3 separate regions of the Homo sapiens genome follow, and regions 1 and 2 are each linked to region 3. Evidence: chromatin loops called from intact Hi-C (ENCODE). Cell type or tissue: ascending aorta. All regions are shown on one strand.

The links. Peaks named below come from ENCODE experiments on the same cell type or tissue, not always from the same donor. Only the 100,000 strongest peaks of a DNase experiment are listed, where the experiment ranks them.
Region 1: it touches region 3 in a loop (5-fold over the local background); 4 of 110 quality-filtered maps call a loop at or near these places.
Region 2: a loop joins it to region 3, with 2.4 times the contacts of the local background. A loop is called at or near these places in 7 of 110 quality-filtered maps.

What each region holds. Positions count from the first base shown.
Region 1 is chr6:1,880,900-1,888,899 of GRCh38, reverse strand. All of the region lies in intron 7 of GMDS (GDP-mannose 4,6-dehydratase), which reads left to right. Among named protein-coding and RNA genes, the nearest start is that of FOXC1, 270 kb to the right of the region's middle. In ascending aorta, no CTCF peak of the experiment used is centred here; DNase peaks (open chromatin) are centred at 2,993 and 4,419; H3K4me3 peaks cover 697 bases; H3K27ac peaks cover 6,404 bases.
Region 2 is chr6:1,783,537-1,791,536 of GRCh38, reverse strand. The region is part of intron 7 of GMDS (GDP-mannose 4,6-dehydratase); the gene reads left to right. Among named protein-coding and RNA genes, the nearest start is that of FOXC1, 180 kb to the right of the region's middle. RefSeq lists an enhancer at 4,683-4,752. In ascending aorta, no CTCF peak of the experiment used is centred here; a DNase peak (open chromatin) is centred at 3,406; H3K27ac peaks cover 2,124 bases.
Region 3 is chr6:1,620,054-1,628,053 of GRCh38, reverse strand. It overlaps GMDS (GDP-mannose 4,6-dehydratase), which reads left to right. Exons shown (of 11, transcript NM_001500.4): 10 at 3,514-3,582; 11 at 3,823-4,248. The coding sequence ends at 3,885. Among named protein-coding and RNA genes, the nearest start is that of FOXC1, 14 kb to the right of the region's middle. RefSeq lists an enhancer at 3,457-3,566. In ascending aorta, CTCF peaks have their summits at 4,311 and 4,516 (motif pointing left); DNase peaks (open chromatin) are centred at 3,802, 4,419, 5,454 and 7,989; H3K4me3 peaks cover 8,000 bases; H3K27ac peaks cover 8,000 bases.

The DNA.
Region 1 (8,000 bases), 260 kb before region 3:
GCTTAATGACCACCCAGCTGATTTCAGACTTGAATGGGACCTGTGTCCCCTTTGTTTTGGCCAATTTCTCCCATTTAGAATGGGAACATTTACCCAATGCCTGTACCCTCATTGCATCTTGGCAGTAACTAACTTGCTTTAGATTTTGCAGGCTTCTAGGCAGAAGGGACTTGCCTTGTCTCATATGAGACTTTGGACTTGGACTTTTGGGTTAATGCTGGAATGAATTAAGACTTTGGGGGATTGTTGGGAAGGCATGATTGGTTCTGAAATGTGAAAGGGACCTGAGATTTGGGAGAGACCAGGGGCAGAATGATATGGTTAGGCTTTGTGTTCCCACCCAAATCTCATCTTGAATTATAATCCCCATAATCCCCTCGTGTAAGAGAGAGACCAGGTGGAGGTAACTGGATGATGGGGGTCGTTTCCCCCATGGTGTTCTTTCGATAGTGAGTGAGTTCTCACGAGATCTGATGGTTTTATAAGTGTCTGGTCATTCCTCTGGCATTGTCCTTCCTGCCGCCTTATGAAGAAGGTGCCTTGCTTCCCCTTCACCTTCCACCATGATTATAAGTTTCCTGAGGCCTCCCCAGCCTTGCTGAACTGTGAGTTGATTAAACCTCTTTCCATTATAAATTACCCAGTCTTAGTAATTATAGCAGTGTGAAAACATACTAATATGGGGAGGATAGCTTGAGCCCAGGAGTTTGAGACCAGCCTGGGCAACACAGCAAGACCCTCATCTCTTCAAAAAAAAAAAAAAAATAATAATAATAATAAAAAAATAGCCAGGAATGGTGGCACATCCCTGTAGTCTCAGGTACTTGGTGGGCTGAGGTGGGAGGATCATTTTAGCCCAGGCGGTCAAGGCTGCAGACAGCCATGATTGCACCGTTACACTCCAGGCTAGGCCACAGAGCCTCTGTCTCAAAACAAAACAAAACAAAACAAAAAAACCTAAAAACTAAAAATACAGTGCAACTATTTATATAACATCTACATTGTATTTAGTATTATGGGTAATCTAGAGATGATTTAAGGTATATAGGAGAATGCATGTAGGTTATATGCAATTACTATACCATTTCACATAAGGGAGTTGAGCATCCTTGGATTTTTGTATCTGCAGGAGGTCCTGGAACCGATCCTCTGTAAATACTGAAGAATACCTGTATGGAGTAGTTTTTAAGTAATTTGGGAGGAAGAAGAAAATAAATTGCTGAGGGTTGAAGAAAGGTTTTGTTTTTGCTAATGACAATGACATTGTTTAGAAGAGCAAATCTTAAGATTTAAAGGCAGAAGGAAAGGAACCGGTAGAGAAGGATGATTGATAATGAAGGCAGAGCAGAAGAAAATTCATAACAGAATAAAACTCTGGATCCAGTTATTATAAACACGTGGTACCTCATTCTCACCTTCATAGCTCTTTCTTCCTGTTTTGGAGGTAGCCGAACATAAATATGTTCGGTGTAAATTTGGGGTTTTTTTACTTAATCAAAAATATACCTAGAAACGTTGATAACTTGCAGTTTTGTAAAGTGTTTCCAAATCTATGGCCTTCTAACACCTGGAGTCTTTGTAAGATCCCTCCTGGTACCCTGAGCTCAGAAGCCAGCACTGCCTTTTACCAGCTTTGGCAAAATTTTGTAAACCTCTCCAAGTATGCGTTGTCATCTCTAAAGTGGTAATGATATCTACTTGCAAGGTTTTTATTAAGATTATCAAAAAGGTATTATTGAATAATATATATAGCTGCTAAGTGGTAAAGAACAGGGCCCTACAACAGACTTTCATGGGTTTGAATCCAAGACAAGTTGCTTACCCTCTCTACATGTCTGTTTTCTCATCTGTGAAATGGATCTGATAGAAGTATTTATGTCATGTGGTGGTGAAGATGAATAAATGAGAACATCTGTATAAGTGCAGAGCCTGGCACATCTGTAAGTTTGCTCAGCAATTGAAAGTAGTAGCAGCAGTTGCCACCACTTTTACTACTCAGAGTAAAAATGCTAAGAGCAAATAAGAAAAAATCTGCCAATTGTTAGTGAGAGCTAACCAATAAGAATGAGTTCTACTAATTTAATCATTTTTCAAATTAAAGCCTGGAGCTGCTGGAAAAAAAGTTTAATATTTGCTGAAAGAGTCAAATCTAATTCTTATTATAATAACCAGACATTATTACCTCTGACACAGAAACTTTAGTGTTTGTTCCCTGAGTCACTGGTGTTGATAAATATAAGATAAATATTGTTTTTATTCTTGATTTAAAAAAATCAGTGTAATTATTAAAATTAAATAAGTAAGGTGGTCATTGTTCCTTACAAAACTGCTCAGTAAGATACACTTACAGTCTATTTTTTATTGAGAATGCTATTAGTAATTCTAGTAGTCTATTTTTTATTGAGAATGCTGCTAATAAAGTAACTATTAGATTTATAGGCCCCTGTAAATGAAATGTCTTAATAATATAAAATCTACTTGCATTCACAACAACTGGGTCTCTAATTTATGTTTTATTTCCATCTATGATATGTGACATTTTTTGATTTATCACAGAATAAAATTTGTGTCATTTCTGGTCATTCTCATTTTTTATTGATATTTAGTTGTTAGAGTAAAATTCCGACAGAATTACACAACTGAGAAAGAATGATTTGATAGGTCCTAAAAGTATATGCCCAGTGGATTTCTAATGGAGATTGAACTTGATGGAAGTATGCTAAGTTCTTCAAGTTGGAAATTAATGTTATATTTTAAGAGGACATTCTTGGCATTGCTTTTACCTTTTGGGAGGACGGGAGGAGGAAAATCATAACTTTTCTTCTTTTCTCAGACAAATGACCAAGCAGGAAATTTTTTATGAATTACAGAAACATTCAGATTGAATAGCATGCTGTGATTCCCGGCTCAGTCACTTTACTTTACCCTGCCCTTCACGTTTCTACAGACAGCAGTAATCAGAGCGGTCTGGGAACCACTCAGTCTGTGTCAGTGCAGCCTGGTGAGTTCAGAAGACTCCTTTGTTTTGAGCTGTGGAACAAGAGGAAAGGGTAAAATTGGCCCCTCTGCCTGCGGCTGGATGCAGCATGGTATCCCAGGCCAGCCTGCCACTGCAGTAGTTTAAACAAGGTTTGTGGTCTTCACGTTCCATACCAGAGGAGGAGCGATGTCCCGTAGGGAATAGCAAGTAGATGGTAACATCAGACACTTAAACGTGGGAAGCGGGCAGCCCACAGACTGACAAGGTGGACTCTGCCCTCTAATACTTAGGCAACCTCGGAGACCAAGGAACAGTCACGACCTTGTCACGTCACTTTCCACTGTGATCTTTATAAACTAAAGCATAGTGTCTTAGCACTATGAAAACACTTCGTTCTTTGCCTTTGTAGTCTCCAGCCAATGTCGGTTTAGATATATCCCTCCCATGGTTTCTCCTACTCTTCCTTGGTGTGAGAAAGTGAAATAAAGTTCAGATTAAACATTTCACTTCTTCACTGGTATTTGTGGCACATTAATTTGATATATGATAAAGATAAACAAGCAGAACCAGAGAGTAAGGGGGAGAATCCACTTATTCTAAGATAGCTTTTCTTTTTCAACTTCAAAATGAGAAATAATTATATTTATCTCTGTAACATGGAGATAACTAGGCTGTAAATTAATTTCCATGCAGGCTTTTCTAATAAATTACAGAGTTTTACTCTTTTCCAGAATCAGGAGTCCAAAATGGCATCTCTGGGTCAAGTGCTCTGAGACTTCTGACCTTGTTTCTCCATAACGAGGGCTTTATCCCCTTAAATTCATAAATTACTTAAAACATCCTTTTAACATCTCAGAGGAGAGGTGCCAGATTGCTTAAATATCTCCTGTTTTATCAGAGTGCTACATTCATTTTTCACTCATTTCAATGTAGTTTCCTCCTATAGTTAAATCACCATTTCAAAATTTAACATTGAGTTAGGGAGCGTATAGATAAATGATAGAACTTTGTGACTGAAATAGATAAATCTTGGGCCACTGCCAGTAGATAAATAATGTCTATTCAAGCATTTTAGAAGTGATCAGCTATGAGGTCGCGCAGCTCAGGGCACCGTAGCCTAATGCACTTTTTAATGAGTAAATCATTGCTAACTGGTGTGCTCATAATTTAACTCCTTTTTAAATATACTGCCCATGGGTTTTGCCCCTAAAATGCAAGTGAGGTACCCTAAGGGCCAGAAGAGGACTGGGAACATTTACAAATGAGCATGACACTAATGTGAACCAATGGATTATTTGCATTCCACTGCTTCAGTTATCACTTAATGGCTGCAGGCTCTGATGGCAGGCCTGTGGACTGTGTTATGTTAGCCTCAAAAATAAATGCTAATATCTGCGAAGTTTTCACATTCCCCACCATATTTGGTCAATTGTGCTAGCTTAGCCCCTTAAGGGCTGCCAAGAGTCTTGTTGGCAAAAATGCCACTTTGGTGAAGACATAGCTGACCACCAGTCCTATTTGTAGACTTTCCCTGGTTAACGCTACATCATTTCCTCCCCTTAGAACTCTGGGATTTGTGCTTTTTATTAAGTGTGATCATTTGAGTTAAATATAAATTGCCCTCTTATATCATATTTTCCTTTGTTGGCAGTGTTTTGGTCTTTGGATAATTCTCCCAAGGGAAGTTCTCAACTGTATAAGTTTAATGAATGGTTGTATTGATCTGCTTTTCACATAGATATTTGATTGGGTACTTGGGACCATTTGGTAGAAAAGTAAGATATATGGGGAGAAAGGAAATGACTATTTCAGGTTCCTATATGTGGTTTAATTGTGGCTCCTTTTCCTTACATTGAGGCTCTCGCTCTGATTGTAATTACATTAAATCAAAATCTTTACTAGTTAAAAATTGTATAATAAATATTATATAGATGGCCATGTTCTGTCCATCTATTCTAAATGAACTGGGATTAAAACTAGGTAATAAATTTTGTAATGATTGGGAAATGCCTAGTTTTGATTAAATAAATGTGTAATAATGTGTTTGAGTTTATGCCCTTTATTTGGTTAATACTGAAACAAAGTATATGGGGTCAAAATTCCTTTTAGATATATTTAAATGTTAAAATTTAAATATTCATGTTTTAATGGTGAAGCTTTTTCATTGCTTGGCTCAGCACACAAAATAATTTGTACATTTTTAAGTAGGAGGAAATGTCTTTCAGTACGAGGGGAGCTGACTTGTAGTGCTGTGTCTGCTCCTTAAATATGTATGTGTGTGAAAATTAGACTTACCTAGATTTTTTTCAGCAAAACAGGGTTTTAGAGTGAGCTCATGTATCTGAGAGTATTTCTAGCTTTTAAAATCTATGATTTTATAATATATGTGGAAGGTTCTTTTTATTCAAATTGTCTTTAAGGTATTTAATTTGTTTAATTTTTAAAAATCCATTAATCAATGTATAAAAAAGATAAATGGACAATTGTGATTTCCATAAAATTATTATTATCATTTTATTTTATTTTTTTTGAGATGGAGTCTCGCTTTGTCATTAGGCTGGAGTGCAGTGGCACGATCTTGGCTCACTGCAGCCTCCGCCTCCTAGGGTTAAGCAATTCTCCTGCCTCAGCCTCCCGAGTAGCTGGGATTGTAGGCGTGCCTCACCACACCCAGCTAATTTTTGTATTTTTAGTAGAGATGGGGTTTCACTAAGTTGGCCAGGATGGTCTGGATCTCTTGACCTCGTGATTCTTCTGCCTCAGCCTCCCAAAGTGCTGGGATTGCCACCGCACCCGGCCCATAAAATTATATTTTTAAAGAAATCAAAGTCCTACTTATATATTTGTTTTTAATGCCACAAATTGTACATATGCAAAAAGAGTAATCCTTTTCTCTAGGAAATGGCTCATGCTAGTACTGCCAGCATACCTACCATGATATGAGTTCCTATGAGGAACCAAGCTAGATTACATACACAGTTTCTTCTAATCCTCACAACAATCACTCGTGATAGAGATTTGTTCTGTTTTACCAAAGGAAAAACCTGGAGCTAAGCCTAAAAGTTATAAAGACCGGGGAATTCTGAACTTGGATAACCCATGAGTTTTCTATTATGTCATGTTGCCTTATCCTTATAAATCCATTAGATAATGACTTCAAGACAATATGATGTGGAATTTAAATATCCTGTCTGTGGCCACATTAGTGCTTATTAGATAATCAGCAGTAATAATTGTGTTTGGATCCTTTTGCTCACTGACCCTCTGCTAGACACTGCTTATGACGTTGAGTTCTTAAGATTGGATTTTTTTCTTTTTTCTTTCTTAACTCCCTATGCAAAGTCCTTCGTTAATTATTTCTCTCTCTTCTGTTTAATTGATTCTGTGTCATGATTATTCTAATTGCAAAATATGGAATCTTGTAATTAACTTGTCATACTATTCTAAGAGCACCTCTCATTACACTTTGGTTTATTTCATTCTAGCCATTTATTCATATTTGAGTGTATACAGTTGTACTTATGTACACACACGCATATATCCTTGTGCATGCTCAACTAAACTGGGAATTTTAACCAATATTTGCATTTCTAAGCAATATTATATATCCATTTTAAAAAGCCAATTAAATAGCTCTTTGGTGCAGTACACTGAGAGTATTGTATGTCAGTTTTCTCTGCCTCCAGCTCTGAGGGACCAAGGGCTATGAAGAATTCTCAGACCCCAGATGCCTGCTAAATATGCTTAATTTAGACAGCATAAACTGTATGTTCCAGTTTGAAAATACCACACCATGTTTTTTAAGCCCATGCCTTCCTTCATTGATTTAGAAAAGAAGTTCTAAAAATAAAATACTCACCAGAAATAAACCTACTTACATGTGTATTTAAAAATAATCACTTAGATTATCTTTTGTGGACCAAGAATTGGTGACATAGGACCTTGTCTTGGAAAAACTCTGTGAGTTTTACTGTAGCTTGTGAGACTTTGAATCTTACTGCTGTCTGTGGTTCTGGAAGGTTTTGTCTGCCTCCTTCTAATGGTAATTCTTACCAGATCTCTCGCTGACTGTTGGTCATCTTGCCAGATCTTGAGTGATGTCTTTTGCTTCATCCTGCTGTGCATCTTGCAGGAAAGTAGATGCTCTTGGTCATTTGAGTAATCCGAATCTTGTTATTTCCAGTCAACTCAGTTGGATTTCTGGGATGAGAATTAGAGGAGTCCCATTGAAAAACTGGAATGAGAGATGAGAAGTTTGCTGAAAACAGAACATTTTTTTGTGTGTGGATTGATTTGCCTCGTATACCTGCCTTGTACTTTAACCACATCTTTGCAGTTTAAAATAGAACACATTATTTCTTCAGATTCACTTATTTTGACTACATCAGTAATGCTCTTACAAGGCTGCATGACAGATTTATGGTGACATGCTTTAGGCAGTTCAAAATCCTTAAACCTATATTCAGCTCCTTTTTTCCTAGAAAGTAAGTCATCTTAATTTTCAATCTTTCTTTCTTTTTAATCTTTTAATGATTTTTTGGGGGAGAGGAATCTTGTAAGTTAGATTCTTCAAGCTTGGCTACAAATGGGTTAAAATATAGTGTGAAATATTATACTTTCTCCTATTTGATTTTGTCTGCTCATTTGTTTCTCCCATGTTCTCAGTATACATTCCAAGTTTATTGTCTGTATCACTTGTTCCATTTCTGCAGGAAAGGCTGCTTTTCTAATTGTGTTTGGTCTTTTAAATTTATCGGTGCCCCCACTTCCCTCCTGCCTGTTTTTAAATTAATAGTTGAATGTCTTTTTTACTGATGATAGAAAAATACCTTTTTCTAACATTTTCTCTTCATCTCAGAAACGCAGTGCTGGAATGATCTTACTTTTGGTGCAGTCTATTATTTTTAAGATACTAGGATTTTCTTCTTTTGTTTCTTTATCCTGGATTTCTACTTTAATATTTCATCAACAATTCATACCCTTCTTTCTAGTTTAATTTTTCTACTAAGTACCTGTCTAT
Region 2 (8,000 bases), 160 kb before region 3:
GATGTGGCCTTTGGGAGATCACTAGGTTTAGATGAGTTCAAGAGGCCAGGGCTTCATAATGGGATTAGTGTCCTTATAAGAAGAGGAAGAGACATCAGAGCTCTCCCCCAGCCCACCACGGTTGAGAACACAGTGAGAATGCAGCCACCATCTATAAGCTAGGAAGAGCATCCTCACTAGAAAAAGACCATGCTGGTAGTGTGATCTCAGAAGTATAGCCTCCAGGACTGTGAAAAAATAAATTTCTGTGTTTAAGCGCCCAGTACAAGGTAGTTTGTATTGGCAGCCCAAGCAAACTGAGACAAACACAAATTATCATCTTACAGTTCTGGAATCAGAAGTCCAAATGAGTGTTATAGTCAAGGTATCTAGCAAAGCTACATCCCTTCCAGAGGCTCTGGGGGAGAATCTGTTTCCTTGCCTTTTCCAGTTTCTAGAGGCCACCTGCATTTCTTGGCTTGTGGCTCTCTCCAGTGCCTACAAAGTACATTCTCTGTCCTTTGCTTCCATCATCACTTACCTTCTCTGTCTTCTGACCTTTTGCCTTGTAGCCCTTTGATGACATTGGGTCCACCTAGACAGCCGGGATCACTCCCCAACTCAGCATTCTCTTAATCACATCTGTGAAGACCATCTTGCCATGTGAGGTAACATAGTCACTGATTAGGAGTTAGGGCATGAACATCTTTGGGAGGCATTACTCAGCCTACCACAAGAGGTAAAGCAGGCAGCAGCAGAACTTCTTCACACTTAATCCCTAAGTATCACGATTGTTGTCAATGAACTGGCATTCACTGAAGACCACATATTCCTCGGTACATGTGGATATAAATGAAAATTCAAATCATACAATTATATATAGCTACTATAGAAAAACATATATACTATACAAAAACGATATATACTATATATAACCGCTATAGAAAAACTATAGAAAACCTCGATATGTTGGAAAATTTGGAAACTTCATGTAAAATTTGCCTCATGAAATTTTTATCTGCTTGTTTCCTTTAAAACAGGTAGGTAAGCCAACAGCAGCTACGAGTTTAGGTGCTAGAGTCAAAGAGTTTTAAAAGCCAACTTCACTTTCTGTGTGAATCTGAACAAGTTACTCAGCCTCTCTACATTTCACTTTTGCTTCTTTATAAAATAAAGAAAATAGTAGTGTCTGCCCTACTGGGCTGTGGTAAGACCATGCCTAACTCCCATGGAGACTTTGGAGGCATTCAGTAATTGTGAGCTCTTATTATTATTATTGCTAATTATTGGCTCATCTTCTTTTTGAGAAGAGGGGCTTGTCTAATAAGCCCTAAATGCTGAAAATTTCTTTCTGAGCTGTCATACTGGAGTGTGACCATTTATTTCTGGATTTCTCACCAAGTGAGTAGGATTGATAAGATTGTTGACAGAAAGAGTGAGGTTTTCGGGATGACTCTGAAAATGTGAGAAGCAGTTCATCAAAAATAATAAGAACTTTCATAGCAATAAATGCAATGTCATATATTTAGGAACAGAAAAATGTATCTTTATGAATACGAGATGGGGAAAGACTGATAGAATATACCAGAGTGGATCACAAATGATAGAGGCTCATAAATATAAGTGTGATATTATTTAAACAGATATGCCACTTCTTTAAATGCTAGCATAATATTTAGCTATGCTACCAGCAGTAAGATACAATTAGAAAGTAATTTTAGGCTGGGTGTGGTGGCTCACACCCACAATCCCATCACTGGGAGGCTGAGGTGGAAGGACCACATGAACCCAGGAGTTCAGGACTATCCTGGGCAACATAGTGAGACCCCATCTCTACAAAAAAAATACACAAAAATTAGCCAAGTGTGGTGGCATGCACCTGTAGTCCCAGCTACTAGGGAGGCTAAGGTGGGAGGATTGCTTGAGCCTGGGAGGTCGAGACTGCAGGGAGCCGTGATCGCACCACTGTGCTCCAGCCTGGGTAACAGAGCAAGAGCCTGTCAGGAAAAAAAAAAAAAAAAAAAAGAAAAAAGAAAAAGAAAAAATAATTTTTTGTCAAGTTCTATCTAACTTATATAATAAAGAATTTGGCCTTTGTCCTGATTCCTAGGAGGGAGACTACATCCTTGGCATTTCCTAAGTAATAGGAGCGTCTCTGTAATTCATGGTGGGCCCCTGTATGGTTTCAGGGTGGGGGCTGGCCAAGCTAGATAAGCCAACCATGGGCTTAGAGAGTCAGGGCCTTGAGCCAAGTGAGGTCAGCATACGGCCAGTGGTTCAGTCAGTCATGACTATGTAATGAAACCTCAATAGAAACCCTGGGCAGTGCAGCTTCTGGGTAGTGAACACGTTGATGTAATAAGGGGGTGATGCATCTTGAGCACATGGAAGCTTTGCCTTTGGGGCCCTTCCAGACCGTCCCCTGCTGTCCCTTCATTTGGCTGGTCCTGAGTTGTATCCTTTCTAATAACACTGTCATTACATGACTATTGTGTCCTGAGTTCTGTGAGTCATCCTAGCAAATTATGAAACTTAAGGTGGAGACCCCTCAGGTTTATAACCAGTTGGTTATAAGTGCAGGTGACCTGGGGACCCGCAAACCGGGGCTGGTGCCCGAAGTGAGGGCTGTCTCGTTGGGGATCATGCCCTTCAGTCTGCAGAGTCACTTCCTAACTCCAGGTGGGTAGCAGCAGAATTGCTTTGCAGTTTTACACTAACACATAGAGGAAAATGAAAGGGTGTCCAGAGATCTAAGTTAATTAATTTTTTTATTTTAACTAAAATCCAACAAATGGCTTTTGAAAGAGTTAAAATTATTTGACCTAAAATATAGAGTTCCATTAACAGCATTTGAGCCAAATTCCAGCATTTGAGAAACTTGGATATTTCTTAATGACTAGATTGAAGGTTAGCCCTAAATTAGAGGTTTGTGAAAAAGGAGAATTCTGACAGAAGCTCTTTTTCTCTTACCTGAAGTAATGAAGTCATCACCTGCAGGTCTTATTGTTCCCCTTCCATTGCTAGTGTAATATCAGAAACTACCTCTTTCTTGTAACTATTTCCAGGCAGATCTTCCCAGACATTTCTGCCAGGAAACCCCAGGATAGTAAAGCCTGTGAATGAATTGATGCATACCTCTTAGGAACCAACAAAATGCCCCCAGAATTAAGCCATTCATGTGCTACTGCCTCCCTTTAACTCTTGTCCCATTGCTTTTTAATTTTGAAGAAATTGAAGAATCTATTGGAGTACACAGTACGCGTAAGACATCCTTTACCTGTGCAATTCTGCCCTGCATTCTTTAAGCCTGCCTGTTCCTCCACCTCCCTGGTCTGAACTCTGGATCGCCCTCCCGACTGTGGCCTTGGTCGGCTCCCAGTCTTTGCCTCTGTCTCCCTTACTTGTGACTCATGGTTTCCTCTCTGTGCCTGTTTCTGGCTTGCTTGCCAAGCCTTTCCTCATTGCCTGTCTAACCTCCACATGTTAATATTCCAATTTGACATCTGGGCGACTGAGAGCAAGGGTGAGCAACCTGCCAAGGCTGCACGGTGGGCAGTGGCAGGTCTGGGCTCCCAGTCTGCCTGTCTCGGGTTGCCTTCTCCACACTCTCCCATGCCACCTCCCACTAGCCGCACCTCCAGCACCAGGCGGAGGTCCACATTTCAGTCCTGTACACACTCCTCTTTGAAAAATGATGCATTTGCCAGCAAAACCTTAGGGTTAAAAAGTTTACAAAAGTGTGTGTGTCCCACAAAAAATATTCCAAACAAAATCCCCTCTTTTCTGTATTTACGCATTTCAGGCAGCTTATGAAATTGATGTGGGCTTTGTTTCTACTCTGCAGTCTGAATTCTGTCTTTGGTGTCCAGGAAAATGTTTTTATACCTTCTTCACATTAAAAATGTTTCAAGTATCCAGGACTTGTTCGCTCTCCTTTTTCATGTATTTAGATGAAGAGACTTTGCATATTAATTTTGTTGTTTAAAAAAGAGTCAAACCAATTGATACTAAAATTAAAAAGCTAACAATTTAGATCCAACAGAACATTTCAAGATCTGTTTTTTCCCTTACTGTAAGTGAAATTCCCATTAATGGCAGCCAGGCCTGAACACCGATAGTGAATGGGGCCTCTCGTGTTCTGAGATGGACTTATCACATGGTTAGCAGCTGGGATTTATGTGGAGACTCATTAAATAAAACAGCAGTGGCAGCTACCTCCTGCTGTAGTACACTTGGAGGTACAGTACCTGAATTTTTCCAATCCTAGCTGGTCCTTTATACTTTGTTTTATGTCTCGCTCATTTTTCTGACTGGTCTTGACATTTTCTGACCTCACAGTGCTTTTATTATTATTTTTATTGCTACTAGAACAATGATAACTCATGACTCTGATTTATATGATGGCAGCTTAGCCAGGGGAGAGATTAAGGCATACCCAAAAACATGCAGTAAATGTTCAAGTCTATTAGCCTTTCGCTTTTATTAAGTGGGAAACTTTAGTTTTGTTTTGACACAGATGAGTCTGGAGAGTCATGAGTGGCTGCGGGGCTGAGCTTGCTGATGGGCCCTTGGCTGTGGGTACGCGCTGGCAGAGTGGCGCGAGGCTGTAGGTACGTGTGAGGTGGCTCATGGTCACAATCCTGCAGTCAGCTCACTCACTTCCGTTGTACATTTTGAGTAACTGGTAGTCATTCTTTTGTTCTTTTCTTTTCCACTGTAATCATAGTTTTCAACTTACTGCAGTGATAAAAAAAAAAACCACAAATTACTGACAGATTTCCTTGATTTTAATAATTTCGCTATACAACTGTCTCATTTAGGAGATGCCACAGCTCCTGCTCTCATAACCAAAACCAGGCTCCTGGGAGTGTGGGCAGCATTGCTTCGAGCTTCCAGGCCCAGAGACTTTTTCAGGCCTCTGTTGTGCTCAGTCTGTAGGGAGGAGACTGCCCAGCGCCACTCCAGGTAGTGCCTGAACCATCACAAACTCAGGGCCAGAGTTCAGTTCATTTGGCCCCAGTGTGTGGCCCCAGCCTGGGATGCTGAGGTCCCCTCCTGCCCATGAAGCCTCTGCTATGCTTGCTCAGGCTGTGCGAGGGGCTTGTCTTAAGTCTTTGCATCCTATTCCCAGAGACTGGAGTCCCACTCTTTCCCTGGCCTGCTGGCCTTGGTTCTTACTGGTGCTTGCCCATAGCCAACCCTGCTTCCTGTGCTGCTTCCCTCAGCCGAGGCTCTAGACCTCCTGGATGCTTTTTACTGAGGCATTGCATTTCCATCTTTCTGGATCACAGTTATCAACCTCATTGATGGCTGCAATTTAATGAATTTTGGTGATGAACTGAATTGAACTGTAAATGATAAAACATTTTCATGGAGTTATTAAAATCACATCATTCTGCATAGATTATATGACCTTGAGCTTCACTAGAAAGACTTTCCAAGACCTTCACCGTCTCCAAATTCTCGGACGGCACTGGAATATCACGCTGAAGCAGCAGCACGCTGGTTTTACGTGAATTTTTTTTTCCTTTACCGCTGTCATATTTAACATCTCACTCCTTAATATTTCAGATTTCTGACTAAGAACCATCTCTGCTGAGCCTCTTCTCCTCCTCCATCAGCACTTGCATTGGAATTTATTTCCAGGAGCATTTTTCACAAAGGAAATGTCATCCCTTCTTGGGAGTAAGAGGGTGCTGAATGGTGCGCAGAAAATGAGCACTGCTGAAGCTCACAGAGATGAGCTCTACCAAGCCACTATGGCAGATTATGCTCTAAATACGACCACATTGGAGTCCCACATGCTCTTCCAGAGCCTTGCTACCCCCATCAGGAGATGGAGCCTCCTTCCCTGCCGAGGATGCTGGGCAGGATGGTCATGGCTGCCCAGATGAAGAGAAGACAGGGCTGGTGCTGAGGCAGGTCGTGGCAGGCAACACTGCCCCACCTGACTTGCTCTCGTGGGATCTAGTCATTGTCCTGGGAGGATGCCCAAGGGGGCCCACGTGGCGAGGGCTGCGTAGAAGGGCCTGGAGGTCAGCACTGACCTCCAGACATAGGAGTGAACGGCCTTTCCAACAAGTACAGCTGCCAGCTGTGGAATCTCCCAGCTCAGGCCCCAGACAACACCTCTGTCCAAATTGCGGGCCCAAAGAATTCATGACCATAGGAAATGGTGGTCTTAAGCTACCAAGTTTTAAGGCAATTTGTTCTTGCTACTTGTTAGAATTTTTCTTGACCTACCATCTAGAGCTCTTTTTTATTTTTTACATTCCATGCTGAAGATTTATTAAGAGCACAAATAAAAACACGTTTTTATTTTGTTTTTCAATTACTAACCACCTAGATTTGTTATAGCAAGACAAAGAGCTTCATGAATTATATACATAACCCTGTTTAGGTAATATAACTCTCTGTTAGAAAATAATGGGTCAACTTCTTAGACTTTGAGGTGTTACTATAGCTTTATCCAGCAGTTTTATGTTGATTCTTGCCCTGTTAGACTAAAAAGCCACCTTTTATCCTTTCTTTGAGAAAAATTTGTTATAGCACAGATTGTTTCTGCATCAGAACTATTCTTGAAAATTCTCTAAGTAACTTTTTCTTCATATTTTATGAATAGTAATGTTCAAAACTAATTGTGCAGTAGTTCAATTAATTGTGCAATTGTTGGTGTTCTGCAGTGCTCCCTCAGTCAGATCCGCAAAGGCATAACAGTTGTAGCTTGGAGAATGACATCAGTGCACTTTACACATAAGCAAAGGAAGGAAGCTTGCTGCTGGGTGGTCAGCCTTAGTTCAGTGTTCCATCCAAAAGAAGCATGAGCCAGCCACACTGTGAAGCATGGGAAAATGGTTTTATTCTTTTCTGCAGTCTCTAGAAGAAGTGGCATAAGGGTGTCAATCACATGACCCAGAGCAGTAAGTCCAAAAGTTTCTCTACCATCCATCTCCCCAGATGTCTCCAGATTTGTTTTATCCCTCTCAGCTCCAGACTTTGCTCTGACATCCGGCCAAATCTGCTGTCTCCTCTCTCCCCTCTGGCTCTGGCCTCTGCTCTCCTTCCCGCCCCGGGTAGTCCTGGGATCAGGCAAACCGAACATCCTCAGGCAGGGGAAAGGGAAGGAGTTTTGCGAAAATTTTCTTTTTTTTTTTTTTTTTTTTTTTTGAGACGAGTCTTGCTCTGTCACCCAGGCTGGAGTGCAGTGGCGTGATCTTGGCTCACTGCCACCTCCACCTCCCAGGTTCAAGTGATTCTCCTGCCTCAGCCTCCTGAGTAGCTGGGATTACAGGTGCCCGCCACCACACCCAGCCAATTTTTATATTTTCAGTAGAGACGGGGTTTCACCATGTTGGTCAGATTGGTCAAGATTATCAAACTGACTTTTCAGTTCTCTGTCCCATATTATTATACTCAGAAATCTTTTTAAATGGACAAAAATAAATAGCCCACCTATAACATACAAATATTACTTTTATTACAACAGATTTAATTTCCTAATTTTTTTTACTCCTGTTAGGGCCTTAACTAAGGCCTTCAGTGAAGTTGAGACATGTTCATGGTTTGGGGTTTTTTTAGGCTTGTTCATCTTGTGTCACAACCTACTGAGTTATCACAAAATCCAGGGCTTGCATAGACCCAGGGGCAAGGGACAGGGCTTCATAGTCACCCAGAGTAACCTTCACATCGCAATGTTGTTTCTGTCACTAAGTACAAAGAGCCTCATGGCCTTTTAGTATGTGTATTTGAAGCTTATTAATGTGAATGAGCAAGCTTCCTTGTCAGATAGCTTATACCTACTGAATGTTTTCAAATTTCTCTCTACCTTGTTATTTTCAGTAGTAATAAAATTACCACCTCTTAAAATAGCCAAGTATTTATTGTAGCAATGTTATCACTACCTATGTAAAACATCATGGCTTCTCCTAAGGAACAAGGAAAGGTTAAATTTATTCAGTGTGCATTTTATTATTTTGATTCACTAATTTTATTCAGATTCTATATTGCAAACAATAAGAGAA
Region 3 (8,000 bases):
ACTCCCGAAGGTCAAATGAATACACACAGTCCGTGAGTCAGAAATCTGGAGGGCTGTGTGGACGGAGACATTGCTCCTGCTGTTTTGCTGCTGTGAAATGCTCAGTGAAACCTAATTGAATTTGACAATTATAAATTACATATTGAAACCGTATAGTTCACCTAAGGAATAGCAATGAAAACAGTGAAGACACCAGAAGCCAGAGTTCAGGAAATGTCATATTCACATAGAAATACTTTAAATTTTTCTCAAAGCTTTATTTTCTCTTTTTTCAAGAAAAGCTCCAGACCACCCAGTTGCACTGGTGGAAGTCCTTTTGGGAAGCTGTACATAAAATCATCACTTTAATTCAGCTTTTGCCCCCATTGTCATACTAAGGCTGTAAGCATATGTATAATGAAGGAAACGAACTGTCAAAAAAGAAGAAAAGAGCACAGTAGATAAGCTCATTCTTCTCTCTTGTCCTTAGGAGCTGATTATACCCTATTGGAGGGGATTTGTGGAAGTTCAAAAATCTTTAAGAGGGAGGTAAAGATTAAAGGGACGTGTATCATGGCCCACGCTCCCCTCTCACTCCTCACAGTTCTGTATCTGAGCACAGCAGTTTGGACCCCGTTGTATGAGCATTTGCCACCACCTAATTCCTTCTCAGCCCAGAGGAAGCCTTATTTAAGGAAGGGAATCCACATCCTTGCTCTCCTTCTAGAGCTGTGTGCGCTTTCCCACACAGGCCCTCCCCACGCCACCCTTTAAGTATGTCCTGTGCCTAGAACCTTGCAGGATGAACCATTGACTATATCTTTTCTATAAATGACACAATGGGAAGAAGTAAGAAATTCCTTCAGGAACAGTTAAGTGTAAAACAAGCTGGGATGCTCGTAGTCTTTCCTTAAAAGTTGATTGGAACATAAGCTTACTGCCCAGTCCAGATGTCAGCCTAGGAACAGCTGGCATAGAGAGCCAATGTTTTGTTCTGAGGGGACCTCATCCTTTTTCTTCCCAAGGTCTCTTGGTCTAATTAAATTTCAGGGAGACAGAGCCTTGGCAGAAGGTTAAAGGAAGCAGCTAGACTGCAGTATTGGAGCTAGGCTCAAAACTAAATTGAGAAGTTTAACTGGGTGCGTCTCTGGTTTCAATGAAATACTTTTACAGTGTATGGTAGCAAGGTCTGTTTCTAAGCCTTTGAAAAACATTTTTCTTTTTCCTTAATTGTAGTTCCCTGGTTGTTTTTATATTGTGAGCTACTTGTAGAAAACTACAGGAAACATAATTACAATACAAAGCTCCATTTCCCAAGCCTACCAAGATTATTTGAAGCCAAACTGGGTTTTAGGGTTTTGCTGACTATGAGTTCACAGCCATGAAATGCATCCTATGTCGTGCTGGTTGATTTACAGCCAGTGTGATGTGATTAAACAATAACCATGTTTCTCCACACCGTCTAGCCGCTATAGGATTGAGAGAGGGGAGGGATGGGCTGCATGACTCCACATTGCACAGCTTCCTCTGGGGAAAAAGAATGAGTATCTTTGTGTGACGCTTATAGCAAAATAGAAGCCTGTAGAAATATATACAAGTTTATTTAGGGAGGGGAAAGAAAAATAAATTACTTCGTTTTTCTGCTTATATTGCTATTTCCTTGTAGCGCTATGTTAAATTGCTAATTACTACTTTTTGTATTCTACTTTTCCTGAAGAATCTGTATATGGACTTTTAGGGCCAGCAGAAATAACTTGTTTTAGTACTATTAACACTCTGGGGAGGAAACTGGTACTTCAGTGTATTGCGAAATGCAAAGCGTTTGAAAAAGTAGTGATGGATGATGAGAACGACAGCGAGAGTCGCTGCGTGTACTGCTGCAGCCCCATTGCAAGCCCACGGTGCAGACATTCAGCAGGATCCAGACAGCCTCTGCTCTAGAAGGCTCAGCAGAGAAGGTGAGCTCCAAACCCAGGGCAAAGCAGGTCCCACCCCTGCCCTCTCGACCATCATGAATCTAGAACAAATTCCCCACCTGCCAAGTTTCAGGGAAGTCTGAAGAAAATAAGCAGGAAAGGCTTTCAGTGGCAGCTTGACTGGCTGTTACTTTCACACGATGAAACTCCTTTTAGGCTGTTCTTTAATTTGTATGTAGCTGAAATAGAATGATCGAGTATTTCTCACCTTTAAAGATCGGCTATTTTCGTACGGCCTTTGCGTTCGGTTTATTTCGAGGAATCACATCTGATGTGTTATTTGACGAGTACATTTGTGTATGCAAAAGCTAAATATTTATCTCACTTCTAGCAATTATGTATCTCAAAGTCTTTTTTCTTTCTTCCCTCCTTTCTTTCCTCCCTTTCTCCTTTCCTCCTTTCTTCCTTCTTTCCTATTTTGTAATTCATCTTGAAATTCTCATCTCAACCTTCATGTCAGTCAGTCTTCACAGAGCTGTAAGAAAGACATTGGTGAGTAGGGGCTGAGAGCAGGATTAAGTTCTTCTCCGCTGGTTTTCTTTTAGCCAGCCTTCCTTCCAGGGAAGCCTCTTAAGTCGATGGAGATGAAATGCCCTTGTTTCCTCGAGTGGAGCAGTTGGGGAAAGCGGGAGGAGGAAGGCACTGCCAGAGGGGACGGTGGCGGGCAGTGCGGGGTCCTGCAGAGCTGCTGGCTGCAGCTCCGCTCGTGGAAGTACAAGTGGGTCGAGATCGGCATTTTCTTAGGAACAGAATCGAACCGAGTAGAATAGGGGTAGAATAGAATAGACCGTCTACAGCGTTCCTGGACGCTAAGCCTAAGAATTGCTTCGTGAAACTCCAGTTTCGTTTTATGAACGCGTGTGTGCGGGAGGCGACGTGAACTGACTTGACTGTGGGTACGAAAAGCCCAAAGCCACCGCCCAGGAAGAACCGCGCTTGGCTGCGGCCCGGGAAGAAACATCCACGGCCGCGTTAGAAAGAGGGTCGCACGCTGCCGCCGAGGTAGAGGGGTCCCCGAGTCCTGGGGCCTCGCGCCCCACAGCCCGAGTCCCTTCCCCGCGGGGCTGGTGGCTTTGGGTAGGACGCGCGCTTGGCGCGGCCAGCCCTGCGGCAGGAGCTGAGCGGCGCAGGGACACGGGCAGCTGGGAGGGGCGCCTGGTGATTTACTCACTTCCCTCCTAGCCAGAGAAGTGCAGCAATTCCAAACAGTTCTCATAGGAGCGTCCCTGACAACTTCATGTTATAAAAAAAAAAAAAAAAAAAAAAAAAAAGCATTAAGAGCCCAAGGGACGCCTTGGGGAGAAGAGGTGTGGAGGTAGCTGGGGGTGGATCGCGGTCACGGTCCTCACGGGTCCGCACAGCACATTCTTAACCGCGACCTAGTGATTTACGGCGCCGAGAGCCGCAACTGAACGCGCACAGCAGGGACCGAAAGCAGGGAAACCCGGAGCCTTGTGCGCCCAGAGGGAGCGGAACGGTGGGAGTTCCCGGGGCTCGGGACCTGCTGCCCCCACCCCCACGACCCACGCCTGCTTCGTCTCCCCCTCTTCTTCCCTAGGACTTTCTGCAGGGCGACTGCACCAAAGCGAAACAGAAGCTGAACTGGAAGCCCCGGGTCGCTTTCGATGTGAGTATCTCTTAGGGCGCACGCCGCCCGCTGCGGGGCCCCGGGCTGCAGGGCGGCAGCTCTCAGGGTCGGGCGCCTGAGGCGCCTGCGATGCCCAAAGCCCGGAAGGCGGGGTGCGGGAGAAGTGAGGGGAGCTGGAACGAGGGACGCGGAGGCCTCTCTGGGGCCGACACCCGGGGTGGGGTGTCACCAGGAGAGAGTGGCAGAAGCTCCTCCCTCACGCCCACCCCTGTGTTGCAGGAGCTGGTGAGGGAGATGGTGCACGCCGACGTGGAGCTCATGAGGACAAACCCCAATGCCTGAGCAGCGCCTCGGAGCCCGGCCCGCCCTCCGGCTACAATCCCCGCAGAGTCTCCGGTGCAGACGCGCTGCGGGGATGGGGAGCGGCGTGCCAATCTGCGGGTCCCCTGCGGCCCCTGCTGCCGCTGCGCTGTCCCGGCCGCAAGAGCGGGGCCGCCCCGCCGAGGTTTGTAGCAGCCGGGATGTGACCCTCCAGGGTTTGGGTCGCTTTGCGTTTGTCGAAGCCTCCTCTGAATGGCTTTGTGAAATCAAGATGTTTTAATCACATTCACTTTACTTGAAATTATGTTGTTACACAACAAATTGTGGGGCCTTCAAATTGTTTTTCTCTTTTCATATTAAAAATGGTCTTTCTGTGAACTAGCATTCACAGGGTCAGTGTGGATGTTTTCTCCCAAGTTATGAACACGGCTATAGGGGTCCCCAAACAACCCCACAATCCAGGCCTTGGAATGAGATCGCTGTGGTCAGGCCTTGCCCTGTTTTGAGAAAGCCCTTGGTGGGAGGACTCCTGCAAGGCTAAGGGGGGCGGGGGTGCTCCGGCGAGCCTCCTCCTTAGTCTTTGCCTGGGACATTTCTTTCCCCCTCCTGGTGACAAGTCACTCTGGAAACCTAGTTCCTGCAGAAGGGAGGAATTCACACCCTGGCTGGTCTCTGCTGACTATAATTAGAACCCAAGGGCTCTCACCCATCTGAAAAAGAAGTCTTGAGAAATAGAGGGGGGTCAGAAGAAGAAACTTGAAGGTAAGCAAATACTGTTGGAACATTCCATGGCAAAGCCACCAAGTTACCTAGAGGTCTCTGAGCCTGTGCCTTTCCTTGTGGTCTAGAATCTTTTACACAGTGCTTATTTGCAGCCTCTTCTTATGACTACTAGGTCACTTTTTAAATCTCAGTTTAATGTATTCATTCAGCCATTTATGTTAAGTGCCTAATACATGCCAGACATTGTGCTATGCACTTGAACGACATCAGCGTTAATTTGAAGCTATAATAAAAAGGTTTAAGGCTCAGCCTCAGATCTCTGGATCTGGTTTGTTTGCATGCATCATTTAGGTGGCCTGGGTAAGACCACAGGTGTGTGCTCCTGAGCTGTGTATGGTGTACAGCTACAGGTAGGCTGACGCACACATGTGCAGGACACCCACAGGCAGCAAGCAAGGATTCATGTACAGGTGTATACCTCCACATGAAATACAGTATTTTGCCCTAGAACAAATTAGGTCAGGACACTTCTCCCCCTCACTCCCCTTCCAAGCAAAATAAAATAAAACTTTATAGCAAATGGAATTCCAGCCTTTGCACATGTGTGTGTGAGTGCGGGTAAACTATTTCTGAACGTCTTCACAGGCAGGTTTATGATCTGGGGGAGGACCGAGTCTCCAACGACTGGCGCAGGAGAGAGGGCTCTTTGTGTGGCTGCCCAGTTGCTGTGAAAGCTTGCTGGCCGGGCGGCCTCGCCCTCGATGGAGCAGAACTGGGGGGCCTGAGCTAGCCCACCCGCTCCTCAGAAGCTGTCCCAGGACTCGCCTTCTCTGCACTCCCAGGCGGGATGCTGCTAATTGGAAACACATGGTTGCTGGGAGGCCGGGCCTCAGCCTGGGCGGGATAGTGGGCACACACACAGATACATACTCACACATTGGCTCGAACACAAACATCCATGCACATCCATTCACAAGTGCACATACACTCCACAAACATGCCATCTCACAGTCACACATTCTCACAAACACTTGCAAACCCAACTCCCAAACCCACTGTCACACACATCCTCCAACAAATCTCACAAAGAGTCACATTCCTCTTAGCCTTGACCCTGATGGGCAGGCACCCCCTCTCCTCTGACCACCGGAACCTCCCTTCCCACACCCAGGAGAGACTATTCCAGGGGCCCTCAGGCTTGCCATGGCCCTGTTTAATTCAGTGTTGCTTGTTTGGACACCTAGAATCAGGAGAGATTCTAGGCAGGGGTTTATGCAGCTCCAGTTGAGCCATGATGTTGAATTCTACTTCTCCAAACGGATGGCAGCATCCATGTTTGAAGGAAACTAAAAAGTATTTTTGGTTGCAACCTTCTCACTGCTCCTGCACCCTGAGTAATGGAAGGAGCGGGAGTTCATTTGGCTTCCTGGTGTATGTGGTTTAAAAGGAGAAAAGGAGAATCGATTTACTTCGGCATTTTTTATCTATTTCTGTGCTATGAGAGAAATTCATTTGGACATCCTTCAAGACAATTCTTATTACAGGGTTTCTTCTATCTTAAATCTCAATTAAATTTCAGTAAACTTATTTTTTCCTGCTCTGCCAGACTTTGGCTGTTGGTTTCAAATGTTACAAAACATCTTCCACCTTGATATTTTTAAGGAAAAACTGAGAAAGTTAAACCTTCAGTTAAACTCACATACCATGGCAAAGCAATCTTGCCCGAGTTTGTGCAGGAGGTGCGTGGAACCCGGGTAGGCCAGGCCCCGTCGCGGGCTCTCTCTGCTGCCCTTTGTCTTTAAGGAATTGCGAGCGAGCTAGGCCCAGCATAATAAACCTGTCACACCTCTGCAGCTGTTTAGGGGCTCAGGCTCAGCCGCTGCTGCTGCTGCGCGCAAGATGGCTCCTTCGGAAGGCCGGGTCCGCTTGGCCGCGGGCGCTGGCGAGGAGCGGGTCGGCGCTGGCAAACCCCACAGGCATGGCTTTGGGTTCTTTTTCGCCCCTTTTAGTAGCCTTCGCCTACACCAACCACCGCGAACCTCGTGGAACCTCTGGCAGCCAGTTGGAGGGCTCCTGGCAGATGCAAGGAGTGTTATTATCGCACTAATGTGTTATTAGAGCTTGGAGCAGGCAGCACTTTAAACATTCACTTGAAAATAACCTTAAATGTATTGTTTACAAGTAACTTTTTAACACCCCTCCCCCCAAGTCTCAAAGCACCCTACGCACTTTATTTGGATTTGGGAGTGCCTACTGGGTGAATTCTGTTTTAAGGTGCAGCCCACACACGTCCAGGTGTTTTCTACAACCTGCATCCTTGATTGGTACGCGGGTGGCATGGAGGGGTGGTGGCAGCGCCCATCTAGGTTTTACAAAATGAGTGTCCCTGTGTGTGCGTGGACGTGCCTCACAAAGAGACCTTCACGTCCGTACATGCCACCCGCACCCTCCAAAAATTGTGGATTGCCATCACGGGGGTCGCTAATACTTTTAACAAGCAGCAGGGGCAATGGGGGACAAAACGGCGCTAGGAACTGGTCCACCGTCCACAGTGTGTCCCCTGAGAACACCCGGGGTCTGGGCCTGATCTCCAGGAGTTGGAGGAGGCGCCCCCGCCCCGTGCCAAGCGGGCCCAAGGCCCGAGGCTCCCCCGCTCACAACCCCGGTGCCCGGAACACGTCTTCGAGGGGCCGTGCTGTCGGGGTTATTACTCGCGACTGGACCTCGCGCCGTGTTGCTCTCCTCGGGCCCCGAGCCCGCCCAGCGGTCTGCACGGCCCAGGCCTGAGCTGCGGGCTTCTCCTGTGGGGCGCGCTGGGAGTGAGCTCTATCCCCAAAGCCCATTTCAACGTCCCAGGTATGACTACGACGGCAGAGGCCGGCCGCCCACCCTCGCCCCCTTCCCCGGCCAGAGCGCCTTTGCCGGGAGCCGACGACCGCGGCCTGACCCCGGGCCCCACCGCCTACTCCCGGCTCCCGCCCTTCCTCCACGGTCAGGGGTCACACACAGCGGACGCCCCGTTCTCAGCCGCCCCTCTGATCTCTGAATTTGGGAGCCAGCGTGTCCGCTGGGGCATGCACTGCCACGGGCACTGGGACCCCTTTGCTGCTGCGGGGAGGAGCCCCGACGGCAGGTGGGAAGACCTAGCCTGCCCGCGTCCCCGCTCCCCAGCTCCTGCGACCCGGGCCGAGGCTCTCAGCCCCTGGGCTTCCCCGCTCCGGGTTTGAGGGAGGGGCCGGGCCTTCGGGCCTGCAGACCCGCCACCGCGCGTGCGCATGCGTCGGCCGCGAGCCCCCGGGTGCAGGCCTGGGCGGCTCCGGCCCGCGCACTTGTCCAGGCGCTGCGGCTCAGCGCGCCCCAACCTCCAGCTCGGGCGGAGAGCGGGGGCGGGACTGAAGCACCGTGTTCCTCAA